Regions from separate parts of the Mus musculus genome. Here region 2 is linked to region 1. The links are chromatin loops, found by intact Hi-C in ENCODE. Cell type or tissue: heart. All regions are shown on one strand.

Region 1 (8,000 bases):
CATCGTGGATTTAGCTAGACATGGTGGTACTTGCCCATAACAGCAGCACTTAGATGTGGAGGCAGGATGATTATAAATTCAGAGAAAACATGGGCTGCATGGAGAGTTCAAGGACATCCTGGGCTACACAGTGAGACCTTGTCTTTAAATATATATATAATCTGGACATGCCACATCTTTTCTTGCACGCGCCTCCTGCATATGCAAGGCCCTGGCTTTGCTTGGTAGCACTGGGAGGGAGCGAAAGGGAAAGGAGGAAATCATGAGTTAGAATTTGCACTGGACACATCTTCTGATCCTGCCGGAGTCCTAAACAGATCTCCAGTGGGGATGGGGCAGAATGTTGTGAAAGGAACTTCATGCCAGGTAAATGACAAGCGTTGTGGCAAAAGTGTGCGACCTTCAAGGAAATTCGAAAAGTGCAAGATCCACATGCCTCGCCTAGAAACCTGAAGGTATTACTGGGCTCTACCTGATGAAAGCCTCAGTTTCCCCAGGACGTCAAAGCTCACTGGGCTTCTGCCTCAAGGTCATTCACAGGAATCCACGAAACCGTTTTCCTTCCTGGGAAATGACTCCTCCCGCCCCAGGCGTGGCAGCACCGCACTTGTCTTCCTTAGCAGAGAACTTCATGTTTCTATGAAGAATAATATGCCATGGGAGTTGTGACCTGAGCATCACGGACACTGTGATTCTATCGTTCTGTCTTTGTGTGCAGTCAAGAGTTAGTTCTTGTGGGTCTCCAAATACTCAGCTCCATTCCAGCTCCTTCTGTGGAATGGAAACCAGCTCCTTCTGGCTTCCTGGAAACCACGTGGCTTCAACAAGACAAGGCAAGACTGCTGGGAACATACCAGGGTGGCCACAGGAAACAAGTGCTTTATAAAGGAAGGGCAATGGCGTCAGAGGTGACATAAGATAGCATGTAACTGAGGTCACTAGGAGACAAACAGGACTGATGCTACTGGTGCTCTCAGGGAGACAGTAAAGAAGCTACCCCAGCTTCAAAGGGTGTGACGGTGACAGGTTCAGGAAGAGGCTGGCATGTTCTTATGTGATGCCACCCAGGCAGAAGAAAAGGGAGTTGTAGCTGAAAGATGCATTTGTATACTCAGGGTCTGACCTTACTGTCTAACCCGGGCAGAAAGAAGCTGACTAGATTGTGAAAGCCCTATTTGATTGGCACAAGTAATGGTCATAAGTGGACACTTGTAAGGACCCAGCTGTTACCAGCAACGTGATATCTGGCTCTGTTCTCATGGCTGCACTGACCCATTCTTATTCATCTCAAGATTTTTCTGTTCCATCCACGTCTACATTGCCATTGACGTTTGCGTTTTCCTTTGTTTAGAACATCATTCATTCTTAGCATGTTAATATCTCAAGGAAGCCACTGATCCTGGCTGGAAAGACATCCCCCACCTCATTTCATTACTGTCCTTACCCGGGAATGTCAGGTACTCTAGCAGTGACCTTTGACCTGGTCTTTGTTCCCCTCGCAGCAACATATTAAGAAACAAGCACACAAATTCCTCAGGTCCAGTGATTATAGAGTTTGTACAAATCCTATGCTGTGCATTTAGGGTCTCAGCTGAGCTTGCTGTTATGGCCTGGGGGGATGTTAGAAACGTGTTAAGACTCGGAGGAAGGTTTGAGAGGACTGGAGAGAGAACTCTATTGGTAAAGGATTTGCCATGCAAGTGTGCAGACCCAGAGTCTCAATCTCCATACAAAGTCAGGTACAGTAACACATATCTAAAACCCCAGAACAAGAGAGATGAAGACGAGCCACCCAGGCTGGCTGAGTCTGTGAGGGCCAGGCTCTATGAGACTCTGTTGCAAAGATAGGATATGAAGAAGCACCCAAACTCAACCTGTCCTACACACCATATACACATGTGCACACAGCCACACACCACATATGTACCACACATACAAAACAAACAAACACAGCACACACACACATGTGCATGCAGGTGTACACCACACACACACACACACATATTAACATAGATATACACAACATACACAATGCACAGAGTACACATACAACAAGCATGCATACACATGCATACGTATCACACACAGAGTCATGTTTGGAGGGCTTTTTTTCCCAGCCTTCCTTCTATCCAGATGAGGGACCAGTGTCGGAAACTCACTGCTGGTATCTGGTTTCATAAACCCAGTCTCATTCCCTCGTGTTAGAAGTCGCACACATCACAGACCGACTCCAATTCAAAGGCAGCCTGCAAACTTAAGACACTCAAGTAATAATCCCGTAATCAGAGAAAGTTGCTCTTTTGATTGAACAAACCTATGTTTTTAGCTCAAGATGTATGTGTTGCCTCTTCCAGAGTCGCTCCAGCCAGTCTCTGGTTATCACAGCCACAGAGAGACAGCTGATCAGTCTTCAGTGTGGGGTAAAAGCAGCGGCATTTTCAAGATTTCTGGTTTCACCCTTTTAACCCAAAGACTAGCTATAAATAGACGCGAAGTCTGGGGTTTCCATGGCTGAGTGCTGCTATAAATAGCTTTAGACATTTTCCCACTTCATGCTTTCTAAAAGAACATTCTCTACTTCCCTTCTTGGATAACCTTTGGGAATAGAGCAAGACCACATTCAGAAGTTTATTACGGGACCCTGACAGAATGGCTAATGAGCCTTCCAGCAACCGTGAGTGTCCCGCAGATATTAGAAACAAACCTGAGAATAAAAGGATTTCATAAGTGTATGCAGTTAAACTCTTACATGTAAACATATTTCTGAAAGAGACATTTTCAAAGGAAGCAGGCTGTTAATATTTTGCCCACTTTCTCATGTCCCTGGGAATGTTCTTCTAAAACACAAAATTAAGCCTAAATTAACCATTCATCAGTTCTGAAGTGAAACAAATGTACTCTTCTTTCCTTCTCTTGTCAGGCCACTGTGGGGGTGTGAAGAAATGCATTGCCTTCATCTCCCTCACAACACCTCCTAGAGAAAGAGGTGCTGGCCCAGCTACCGGGAGTTCAAAAAGTCTGTCTTCTGCATTGAGAATGCGCATGGGACCTTCTTGTAAGGACCTCGGGTAAGATCCTACACTGAAGTGCTCTCTGCTGGTGCTGCTGGCTTGTGGAAGCCGGAGCAGAGTCCCACAGAAAGGCCTCTGAGCATGTCCAATGCCTGCCTGCTAGCAACCTCTGCTGGTGGTTATTTTCAACAGAGAAGGAAGGGAACCAGCAGCTAAGTAAGCAGAGGAAAGGGAAGGTTCATACGGCCCCAAATCAGGTTCTGGGTTTGCTGTGTTTTGTTTAAAGGTGGACAAAAGAAGATCAGTAAGAGACGCTCAAGATACTGGTGATTTTTGAAGCAGAGTATTTGAGCACTTTTAGCGCTACAGAAAATATTGAGCAAAATATTGGACAAAATTGAAAAAACATTGAACAACAACAACAGAAAGAAAAAAAAAAACAAATAATGTTCCTAGCACTGTCAGTTTCCTCTGTTCTTAATGTAGCAAGATTGTGGGTTGTATTGGTTACAGTTCTAATATGTTGATTAAAATTAGCCCACAGTTTAAATTAAGGGTCACTGCTTGTGTTGGGCACTCCACAGGTTTGGGCAAGTAGAAAATGACACAAGCCACATCTTAAATGTTTTACAAATGAATAGATTTCTCTCTGCCCCAATCTCCCGACTCTCCACCTACTCATCTTCCTCCCCCCGAAACCCCTGTCAACTATTCATAAATGGTGGCCTCTGTGGTTCTTGTCTTTCCCAAGAAACTACCAGACTCTCCTCCACGAGGGCTATTTCGGAATATATTCCAATCAGCAACAAGGGAGTGTTTCTATTGCTGCCCAACAGCATCTGGGGGGCATCAGTGTTCTGTGCATGGCTCTTCTCATGGATGTGCAGTTCATGCCAAGGCTGGGGGGCATCAGTGTTCTGTGCATGGCTCTTCTCATGGATGTGCAGTTCATGCCAAGGCTGGGGGGCATCAGTGTTCTGTGCTTGGCTGTTCTCATACATGTGCAGGGGATGCCAGAGCTGGGGGCATCTGTGTGCTCTTTTCATAAGTGTTCAGTGAATGCCATGGCTGCATTTAATTTATAGTTCCTGGTACACATTGATAAGTGCCTTCTGGATGCTTATTCACCTCTGTGTATTTTCTATGATGAAATATATTAGGATATTTTCTCCATTTTTAAGTTGCCTATTTTTTTTTGTATTAAGTTCTGTCTGTATATTTACCTGAAGTGTTTTGCAAAACAAACATCCATTGCACAACTCATTTTTTCTTCTCTTCATCATTGAACAGCATTTGTCATGGAACCTCAGAGACATTTAAACTAAGAATTCAGCATAATGGATTCTTACTTTTTTTTTTTTTAAGTTAAAAAAGTGTGTGTGTGTGTGTGTGTGTGTGTGTGTGTGTGTGTGTGTGTGTGTGGTGCATGTGCATGTGCATGTGCCCGTGCACATGCACTCTGCTTGTAATGGTGCCTGCAGGGGTCAGAAGAAGGCACCGAATCATCTGGGTGAAGCTGTACTTATAGGCAATTGAGCCCCCTGCCTGGGTGCTGGAAACCAAGCTCTGGTCCTCTGAGGGAGGAGCAAGTATTCTTCATCATGGTGCCATCTCTCCAGGCCCACTTCTGATTTTTAAGAAGACCATAATACAAGGAGGAAGGTCATATAGTTGTAAACCAGATACAAGTATTTCACCCACTCAAGGGCATTCAACTAAATGAAGCAAGCCACTTACAAACAGACAAATACATGTAGTTAGTCATCTCCAGGGGCCAGACCACAGTAACACAAGGTGGAAGACAGCAGTCAGGGCTGCTTGGTGAGTACGGTTTCAGGTTTGCGGAATGCAGCTATCTGGAGAAAGCACTCATAGCTCTATGAATTTTCTTGGTACTGCTGGCACAGACATTTCCAATGAGCTAAGGAGGAGAGCTTCAAGTTATTGAAGTGGACGAAGTGCTTGGGAAGCCAGGCAAACGAGTGAAGAGATTGCTGTCTGGTGTGCTGATCCTCTAAACAAGCCTGTAGTTTCACACATTCGTTCTATTCTTTGGAAGCTTTTTTCGCCTGAGCATGGAAGTTATTCGATAGAATGCCAGGAGCATGCGCGAAGCCCTGGGTTCACTCCTCAGCATCATCTTCAAAATAGAACACATCAGCACTTGGGAAAATTGAGGCACCAGAGCTAAAAATGCAATGTCAGCCTCAGTCTCTGGTATGGTACAAAGTGAGTTCAAGGCCGGGCTACATCAAAATGTGTTTTACGTAATTTTTTGAAGGAACGCAAAAGTTGAGACACGGTGAATGACATGCAGGAGTCTAAAATAGGGACAGAGGCACAAATGCAATTCAACAGTGTACTTTGAAGACGTAGAAACCTTCCCACAAGCAAGCCTTGGGACAGAGCAAAGGGTCAGTGGGACAAGCCAATATCCAAAGGAACACAGTTGCTGAGGAAGAGGAAAACTTTAAGATAATAAGCCAGGCTTGGTGGTTCACACCTTTGATGCCAGCACTCAGGAGGAAAAGGCAAGTGGAGCTCTGTGAGTTCAAAGCTAACCTGGTCTACATAGTGAATTCCAGGGAAGCTAGGGTTACACAGAAATACTGTGTCTCAAGCAACGACAGAAAACATTAAACAACTCACAGAACCCATAGAGGCCTTACTGAAAGGAAGGTCGTCCACAAAACCCAGCCCCATAGCAGAACTGGTACAGGACATACCCAGATACCCAATTCTTAACACAAAGGAGATTTGTTACCCTAGAGGGACAAGTGGGGCAGGAACAGGGGCAAAGGGGCAGCAGCAAGAGCAAGGAAGCAAGAAAAGCTGAACAGCAAGAGAGAGCATCTTTGTAGGAGTGGGCTTTTAAGGAGAAAGGGGGTGTCCGTTCTGGGGTGAGTTGGTAATTCTGTTTGGACATGGTAGACAATGAGTTTTGATTGTTGGATCTTGGTGCTTCATCTCAGGAGCAAGTCAGTGGCCAACTAAGGCAACAGATGTTGGGGGCTAGCTTTAGAAATGTAACATTTTTAGCAAGGGGCAGGGAAGCGGGTAAAGAGGCCACATCTGTGTCCAGTGTTTGCCATACTGAGGCCTGCTAGAGCCTCTTCACTTACTGTGGGAGTCAGCTCACGCACAGCAGGCCACTGAAGTCAGTTATCCAGACAGAAGCCATAAGCTTATGAGGGAGCAATAAATGGACATTAAGAGGCTAGTGATAGTGCAAGATAAATTTGGTTCTAGTTATGGATATCCCTAGTTACAGGAAAGTCTCCTTGTAGGATCGGATGAAGGTAAGGCTAAGTAGGAAGACGTCTTGGTGGGAAGAGGGAGAGTCTCCAGATCTTGTAACATTATTAATCCTCTTAATCTGGTTAATAAGAGTATTATCCCAGTGTTAAAATTCTCAAGACCTCATTGTGACCTAAAGAAGTAAAGATGGGAAAGAAAGGAAACAGGCATTTTAACCAAACAAGAACCAAAATCAAACTATTTTCTGCAAAGCTGATGGAAATAGCTGGTGAAATAGCTTCATGCAAAAAGACACTGGCTACCCAGGGTGATGACCACAGGTCATCCACAGGTTGATCCACAGGTAGAAATATAGAATTGGCCTGCAGGAGTTGTCCTCTGATTCCACATGAGCTTCATGGGATATGTGGTATAATAATAAATAATAAAAGAAAGTAACAAATAATAAAATAATAAAAGAAAAAATAAATACAAGTGGCAGAGAAACATTGTCAAATGCTCAGCATCTCTAGCCACCAGAGAAATGCAAGTTTACATTACCTTGAAATTCCATCTCACCCAAGTCAGAAAACAAAATCATATTGAGAAAACAAAAGGAAGCAAATGCTGGTGAGGAATTCTGGGAAAGACTGAAGTCTCACTGTTGGATGGAATGTAAATTATTAATGTCTTTTGCCCCATTTTTCTCTCATGTCATAACCCTAAAGACAGACTTGGGGTCACTGGACTTTTCTCTTTGCCCTACCCCCAACACACCCACATGGGTTCAATATCTTTTTCTTTTTTCTTTTTTTTTAATTGGGTGTTTATTTCATTTACATTTCCAATGCTATCCCAAAAGTCCCCCATATGCTCCCCCACCCACTCCCACTTCTTGGCCCTGGCGTTCCCCTTTACTGAGGTAGATAAAGTTTGTAAGACCAAACTTTATCTCTCTTTCCACTGATGGCCGACTAGGACATCTTCTGATTCATATACAGCTAGAGACACGAGCTCCGGGGGGTACTGGTTAGTTCATATTGTTGTTCCACCTATAGGATTGCAGATCCCTTCAGCTCCTTGGGTACTTTCTCTAGCTCCTCCATTGGGGGCCCTGTGATCCATCCAATAGCTGACTGTGAGCATCCACTTCTGTGTTTGCCAGGCCCCGGCATAGTCCCACAAGAGACAGCCATATCTGGGTCCTTTCAGCAAAATCTTGCTAGTGTATGCAGTGGTGTCAGTGTTTGGAAGCTGATTATGGGATGGATCCCCGGACATGGCAGTCTCTTTATAGTCCATCCTTTCGTCTAAGCTCCAAACTTTGTCTCTGTAACTCCTTCCATGGGTGTTTTGTTCCCAATTCTAAGAAGGGGCAAAGTGTCCACACTTTGGCCTTCGTTCTTCTTGAGTTTCATGTGTTTAGCAAATTGTATCTTATATCTTGGGTATTCTAAATTTCTGGGTTAATATCCACTTATCAGTGAGTACATATTGTGCAAGTTCTTTTGTGATTAGGTTACCTCACTCAGGATGATGCCCTCCAGGTCCATCCATTTGCCTAGGAATTTCATAAATTCATTCTTTTTAATAGCTGAGTAGTACTCCATTGTGTAGATGTACCACATTTTCTGTATCCATTCCTCTGTTGAGGGGCATCTGGGTTCTTTCCAGCTTCTGGATATTATAAATAAGGCTGCTATGAACATAGTGGAGCATGTGTCCTTCTTAGCGGTTGGAACATCTTCTAGA
Region 2 (8,000 bases), 95 kb before region 1:
TAAATCCACCACTGGAAGTGAACATTCACGTTCCTTTTCGATACTAGACTTCTGCAACCATTTCCATATACACACTACAAATAACCCAGACATTTGTGCTTGAAAACTTGAGTTCAAAATTATTAAATCCAGGGATGCTGTGTGGGGAAGGCTTTTGACCTAATGTTCTCTAGTCTCTGTCCTGGGGAAATTCTGAGGCATCATTTGAGGTCTCCAGATAGAAACCCGGCAGGGCCTGGGCCCGCCCCCTCTGTAGCACAGCTTTGTTGGTTTTGGTTTTCAAGTCTCCAAGCTTTTGCTGCCTAAGCATCTGTGTTCTCAGCAGTGCTGCTGGGCGATGCTGAGATTAAAGGGGATGGGGCAGGAGGCTCATGCTTCAGAGAAACCTTTGCCTTCCATGTATTGGGGCGTGGAGGGAGGTCCCATCCACAAAGGCATATCACCATGGATTATATACAGGTCATGTTCTGGTGCCTCCAGAGCTGGGAAGCAAATGTCTTTCTGCTTACTCTGTTTGTAGACACCATTTACATTGTGGCTTAGGAACACACACATCAGGGCCAATTGCCCACCTCTGCTCCAAAGCTTTGCCTCCTTTGCATAACCAGTGTAAATCAGCTCAATGCGGGAGATAGACAGCAGTTGGCCATCCATGGCCATGGGACCCCAGCTCATGTAGGGCCTTCCAAGAGCACACTAATACTAATTGTTCTCTCTCTGTCAGTTTTACTTTTGGTCGGTTAATCTGAATGTCTTTCTGTTATCTGATGCAAGGTCTAGACAAACTAGTCGCTTTGCTCCCTTTATAAGTACAAAGAGACAGAATGTCATCATTCGTCTTGGTAACACCCCCCCCCCCACTCCAACCCCTGTACATCAAGATGCCTGCCACAGGTGGAATTGCAGGCCCTGGTTGACAGCCTTGTCCGCAGCTCCTGAGATGATACAGCTTAGCTGAGTCTGTGTGTTCCTGTGTAGTACACACTGTCAGGTCAGCCCTGCTTGTCGTTTAGTCTCTGTGACTGCTCCTTTACCAGGTTGTTGGGGTACCTTTACATAGGCCACACCCCTTTGCTGCTGTGTCTGTCCCATCATCGATTCCAAATCTAGAAAGGAAGTGTGCAGCTGCCCTTAAAGCCCCCCACCATCTCCTCCTGATACCGTGGCTCTCCCCTCAGCGGCTGCCGCTCTGAATGTAGGCAGGTTTCATGAAGCTTTATAGAGTGGGGTGGGTACTTTATTTAGCACGAGATATCATTCTATTAAAAGTGTCTTCTAGAGAGAGCTTGGGATATATATTTCTCCAGTACTTGTTAGAGCACAGGCCCATTGGACCTTACATAGATCATACATCATGGGATAACATGTGGTAGAGCTCCCCAGACCAGTCCACCATTTGCTAAGCATAGCAGGGTGATATTCTTAGCTCCCCTCCCCCCCTTTTTTTTTCCTCAGTGGATTCTCACATTCTTAGCTTGGGTTTCCCCGGGATCAGAGTCTGAGACCAAGGCAGGCATACAGGAAGTTTATTTAGGAAGTAGTCCCAGAGAGTAGCCAAGGATGGTCAAGGAAGGCAGCAAGGAGGGGCAGCCAGTTCAAACACGAGGACTCTGTTGGCTACCACACTGGTAGCTCATGAGATCTGCAGAAGACCTGGGGAGCCCTGAGAACTGTCCTTTAGTGAGCACTGGTGGCTTTGTAGGCACCCATGCCTTGGGCTGTAATCACCGAGAGGAGTCAGCCAGGGGTCTGGAAGAGGATCCACAACAAGGCCAGTCTCTGGAGTTGGCCCCAAGCATTGAAAGTGGTCCCCAGAAGTATGCCCTAAGATGGCAGGGTGGTACTATTGGGGCTCTTCAATAAGGGGAAACTGAGGCCCGGAAACCTTAAGTATCTCTTCCAGTGTCCCCCAGGCCAGAATATGTAAGCTGACAGAGCAATCTGGGTGGGGTTTTGAGCTGTGTCAAATGTGGCCTTTGATTATAGCCCCAGGCCAGCAATTTGTGTGGTGGCTGTGTGGGAGAGCAACTGCAAATCTGAAAATGACCATCGAAGAGGGTGAGAATGCAGACCGGAAATGCCAGCTGAAGTCCCTACAAGGAGACAGCAGACATGACCTTGCCAAAGCTGGAGCAGCCAAAGAACAGAGGAGACATTCCTTCTAACCTCAGCTTCCACAGGCGTCCTCCATGACTCTGTCACTATGGACATTAACTAGTTCATCCTACTTCTTATTAAAGGCGAGATGAGCCTGGGCATGCAGTTCGGCTTAGGAAGTCTTACAGTGCTCCCTGCTGTGTGCTGCCACTATGGACAGATGCCAGCCAAGCCCTCTGCTCCTTAATTTCCTCTTTCTAGGAGCAATTCAAAGATGCAAAGGATTCCAATGGAAAGACATTTGAGCTGATGTTGGAAGCTGCTAAAAATTGGACAGGGTTAGCTTACATGAAGTAGGTGCACTGGTGGCTTTGTAGATACCCATGGCTTGGGCTGTAATCACCGAGAGGAGTCAGCCAGGGGTCTGGAAGAGGATCCGCAACAAGACCAGTCTCTGGGGTCGGCCCCAAGCAATGAAGGTGGTTCTCAGAAATATGCCCTAAGATGGCAGGGTGGTACTATTGGGGCTCTTCAATAAGGGAAAAATAAGTAGTGCACCTGATATCCCTTTAACTATGAGGGTGTGTGCCTGCCATCCTTTGCCTTTGGTGATGTGCCCTTCATGTCCTTTCCCTATGGTGATGTGCCCTTTATGTCCTTTCCCTATGGTGATGTGCCCCTCATGTCCTATCCCTATGGTGATGTGCCCTTCATGTCCTTTTCCCTATGGTGATGTGCCCCTCATGTCTTTTCCCTATGGTGATGTGCCCTTCATGTCCTTTGCCTATGGTGATGTGCCCTTCATGTCCTTTGCCTATGGTGATGTGCCCTTTATGTCCTTTTCCCTATGGTGATGTGCCCTTCATGTCCTTTGCCTATGGTGATGTGCCCCTCATGTCCTTTGCCTATGGTGATGTGCCCCTCATGTCCTTTGCCTATGGTGATGTGCCCCTCATGTCCTTTGCCTATGGTGATGTGCCCCTGATGTCTTTTACCCTTAACACTGTAGCTTTGCCCCATCCTGAACTGGATGCCTTGGAAGGCATTTCCTCAGTGTGGATGGTGCCTTTCTCCTGGATAGTTTTCATTCTCGTGTGTGAGCGAGCATCCTTCTCTATGCTTTGCCCTTAGTTAGAAGGCGTGGATCCCCCTGTCAGGGACATATGTGTATGTGTCCCCTCTGCATTAATGTGTAGGTGCAGACCTGGAGAGACACTGCAGTGTGATGCCAGGAAGTCTAAGACCAGATCCTGCTCCTCATTTTGGCCACAGCTTTTTTCATTTAATGATTTCATTACAACAAAACTATGCTTTTTTGACCTAGTTAGGGGGGAAATCATCTTCTTCTATTTGATTAGATTATCTCTCCTTTAACCTCTGGTTCCGTTCCCACTCTTCCAAGTGTTTAAGACTACAGTTTTTTTCATATTTATTTTCATACTTGTAATCCCTTGTGTGCACATATTTCACAGGACCGCACATGTGCCTGTGTCTTGCTGAAGCTAAAAGTGACCAGTCTTTTTATAACTCACATTAGAAATACAAACTATTTCACAAAGCCCTGTTTCGTGCATCAATTTTTAAGGTTAAAATATGTCTTTAAACTTTTTAACAAACTCATCTTAAATCTTACTAGTAGGATTTTATTTTTTATTTTATTTTATTTTACGGAACCCAAGCTGACCTAGAACTTTAGAACATTTGGTAAACCTGGCCTTGAACTCATGACCCTCCTTCCTCAATCTACCTCCCAAATCTGGGATTGAAGGGAAGAGCCAACCATATCTGGATATGTGTGTATACTTAATTTTTAAAGAACTACTTCAGGAGCTGAGACTATGGCTCAGTTGACAAGAGCGATTGCCCCTCATTCAGGAAGCCCTGGCTTGATCCTCAACATTGCTTTAAAAACAGGCGTAGTGGGGCACACTTGTTATCCCAGGATGGAGTCAGGAGGACGAGGTCATACTCAGCTATGTAGCAAACTAAGGCAAGCCTGGACAACTGAGATTTAAGCAGCAGTCAGGGGAGGTGTGGCTGTACCCAACACTCACTCAGATAAGGAGACAAAGCTGTCGATGGTGTAACTTTTTTTCCTACCTGTAGTTTACCTTCCTTTCTTGGTCTGAGACTTGATAGGCAGCATATTAAGTACCTATCCGTGTGTTTACTCTGAGCCATTTAAATTTTGATTGTTAAACAGGGACCACGGCTCCCTCTGTGAGGCTGTTAAAAAGCCCTGAGCATGTTTTCACTCTGCCTGTGGCTTGTAGTCCATCAAAACTGCCCTGCAAACCACATGCCCCGAGTTCTGTGGATGGCTGTTGTTTGATTCCACTGAGAAGAGGCTCAACCGGAAACGGCAAATGGTGATTATGACTTCAGGCAAATCAGTGAGTGTCTAATTATGTCTCCTGACCCAAAATAAGCAAGTGTCTACCACAGAATACACACTGTGCCGAGCTTCTCATCACAGCATTTCTGCTTAGGGCTGCTGTGTTGCTGCTCACTCCTGTTCAGGGAGAGTTGGTCACATGTGTGCTGCGGGCTGTCATTCATGCTGGAGGAGAGAAGCTACTCTCCAAGTATCAACAGCAGAAAACAGTTGGCCATGAAGTGAAGGCATACTGTGCCAAACTGAACATATTTCTTCTTTTGATTTTTTTTTTGTGCATGCATATGTGGAGGGGGTGGGGGAAGGGGGGTGTGAGTGTGTGTATGCTTAGGCCAAAGGAGACAGCTTTGTGTATGCTTAAATAATCACATACATGTACACACACACAGGCACACACAAAGATTACAGACAGGATATTTCACATGTTGACCTAGGTATAAATTATCGGATGAATTCTCATTTTAAAGATAATATCAAACTGTGAGCTTGACGTTATCATGCCCTATGTATTCCCTGCATTTTCTGACTCAACCAGAAGAACGTTAAAGGACAAGATGTTTGAAAATGAAACCTTTAATGTATTTAGCTGTGATCGGGAGTATTTGCTTAACATGGGTGAGTTTGTACCTTTTACCTGGGACTACCTGCGTAACGCCTGGAGCATGAACTTGGGGATTCAAGTTCACTGGCCTTGAACTGTGGATGAAACTGTTCTAGCTGCCTGAGGACAGTTAAAGGATTCAGTTAGGTAAATTGTAATTTAGCATTCCGAAACATGACTCTTTCCGGATCAAGCATAAAAGGCATGTGCCCTTGGAAGCCCAAGAAAGAATTCATACAGTTCCCATTAGTCTAAAAATAAATAACAAATAAAGAAATGTCTGAGTCATGCATTGCATTTGATGGAGTCCAGTGGCAGAGAGAACTTAAGCTGTACTGTGGATGGTGGCTCTGCCCGGTGCTCGGTGGAGTGAGGCCGCAGCGCTCTGAGGAAGTGATACGAGCCAGCTGGGTGGATTTAATTCTGTCTTGGGTTCCTCCAGTGCACTAAGTGTGTCATGCTTTGAGTAGCAATGTGGAAGCCTGGCTGTGCCAGGACCGAGTGGCTAGGGAGGGACTTGCCACTGTCTTTGAAGCTCTCCTGCAGGCATCTCCACGGAGAGGCAAGTTGCAGCTCAGCTCCATAGGAGCTCCTGGGCCAGCTTGTTTAAGTTTTCCATTCCTCGTTGGGAAAAGTAACATAGAGATACTGAGGAGCTTGTCATATAAATGGCAAGTTGTAGTGCTCATTTATAGTGCTTACCTAGTGTGCATGAAGCTCTGGGGTCAGTCCCTAGCACCATATAAGCTAGTTTTGGTCACCAACACCTGTACTCCTGGGACTTAGGAGGTGGAGGCAGAGGGATCAAAGGTTTGTGGACATCCTCCACTATATAATGAGTTCAAGGATAGCCTGGGCTACATGAGGCCTTGCTCTGAATGGAAGAGGAGGAGGAGGAAGAGGAGGAGGAGGAGTCAAGTTGAACAAATTAGCACAGACTCCAAAGTCCACACTAAGGCATCCTGAGTGCCTGCAGTGAGCAGACAATACCATGGAGGGGAGTTTTAAAATGCTCAAGGAAAACTCACAGCATTCAACTCTGTCTACTGTTAGAGGAGCCAGAGGCTCAGAGCCCCCCAGTTGTAATGTCTGATCGTCCTTCTGTGAAGCTGAGTTTCTGGTGGCCGCTCTTGCAGAAAGCAAGCCTGGCAGGATAGAAGATGAACTAGAACTCACTGGGGCAGTGTCCACTTTGACTCCAAAGGAACATTGTGCTGCCTATAGGCTAAATCCACTCCATTCATACTTAAGAAACAACTCCATTCAGAAGGCTGAGGCAAACTGAAGGTCAGCCTGGACTACATAACAATACTTTGTCAAAAAAAAAAAAAGTAAACAAAGGGTCATTTATTTCTTGCAGTTTGTGTGCATTTATGTGTTGAAATGACTGCTAAGTGTTTAAATCATTTGGACCTAATGTACTAGTCAATTCATTTATTAAGTATTTGTTTCAACCTAGGGGTGCTATGAAAGAAGTAATAATTACTGAGACACTCTGGATACCAGGAACTAAGAAAAGTGGAAACACATTGGCCAGAGCCTTGCCCTCTGTGGGATTTCGATTGGAGACCCAGCCCTCCTCCTCCTTCCCTGCCTCCAGTCAAGACATTGCCTTTAGTTGCTATCTGTGTGCTTGTCAGCAAACTAGAAACATGAACAGAAGTGCAGAGTGTCTAAGACCTTAGCGGGGCCTTAGAAGAGGTCTTAGACTTGAGTGTTTTTCTAGCTTGTGATGCTTTGAGGCCCTATCCCCCTTCAGGTGAGCAGCTTTCCCAAGTACCTGATGGCATGTTCTCAGAGCAGCGTGTGGTGCCGTGGGACTCCGCCTGCCCCTGGCCAGTGCATTTTGTGGTAGGCAGAAGTGCAGAAGTGGGCATTGGCTTTCAAAGGGCGATCTTGCCAACTACTGCTTGCTCATGATTTACAGTGCGCCCATCCAGTCCTCACTTGTTCTTAGGTGAACAATTCTAGGACACTCAGTTATATAGGAAAGCCACATTGACTTGAGCGCCACAGCCGTCTCTGAGGGAAAGCCTCGGCGTGCCTCTCCAGAAGCTTGTGGTGAAAGTACAAGGGACCTGAGTCATTTTCCCATAATTAGATGCAGTTCGGAGGTCTGCCCCTCTCCCCAGCCCTCTTGCCTTGCATGCAGGGCTGTTCAGTTGGAAGCTAGTGGAAAATTCCTGTGCCCTTTCACCCTGCTGCCACAAGTTATAAAAAGCGTGCCATTCAGAACTGATTTTTCTCCTGCGTGCTTGGATTTTTACTCACAAAATAAAGGGGGACAGTGAGTTTTAAGAATTATATTCTACTTACCAGTGAGGCTAGGGGCTGTGGTACCACTTGGGATCACAGAGCAGCTGGCCCAGTCTGCTACTTCTTTGGGGGCTCATTAATGATATCACTGAGGCCATCTAAGTGGACCTCTTTTTTCAGAGCCACAATGACATTAGCCCCACAGTTCACTCAGAGTTTGCCCTGCTTGGCGTACTTTGTGGGAATGAGGGGCAAACACAGAAGACTGCAGTAGTAGAGTTTGGTTTTTGTTTTTTTCGTATTGTTAGATCTGTTTGTCTTAATCAAAATATGACTCATCCTGCCCCATTTTCAAGCCAAAGCTCACTGCGGTTATCCTGTGACTTGGCCTAAATCCCCATGATCTGCTTTAATTTGATCTCGACAGTTTCCTTCGGCTGTAGGAATTCAGTGTCAAGTTTACAAAGTGTGGGTGCCAGCTTTAATGTTGCATCTCTGTCACTTACTGAGTCCCCTGGTAGAAGGACCTGCCCTGGGGTTTTACTGCTTGTTGGGATCCACATTCTGAGTGTTTCGTTCCTCTGAATCTTGGCCCCCACCTGGGGTGACGTTCAAGGCCAAAGTTAGAGCTGAAGTGGAGAATTTGCTCCC

What was found. Peaks named below come from ENCODE experiments on the same cell type or tissue, not always from the same donor. Only the 100,000 strongest peaks of a DNase experiment are listed, where the experiment ranks them.
Region 2: it touches region 1 in a loop (2.3-fold over the local background); 2 of 42 quality-filtered maps call a loop at or near these places.

Annotation. Positions count from the first base shown.
Region 1 is chr8:18,814,809-18,822,808 of GRCm38, forward strand. No RefSeq gene overlaps it. Among named protein-coding and RNA genes, the nearest start is that of Agpat5, 27 kb to the right of the region's middle. In heart, a CTCF peak has its summit at 3,186 (motif pointing left); no DNase peak of the experiment used is centred here; H3K4me3 peaks cover 374 bases; H3K27ac peaks cover 1,150 bases.
Region 2 is chr8:18,719,410-18,727,409 of GRCm38, forward strand. The region is part of intron 12 of Mcph1 (microcephaly, primary autosomal recessive 1); the gene reads left to right. The region is part of intron 1 of Angpt2 (angiopoietin 2); the gene reads right to left. Among named protein-coding and RNA genes, the nearest start is that of Angpt2, 18 kb to the right of the region's middle. In heart, no CTCF peak of the experiment used is centred here; no DNase peak of the experiment used is centred here; H3K27ac peaks cover 1,012 bases.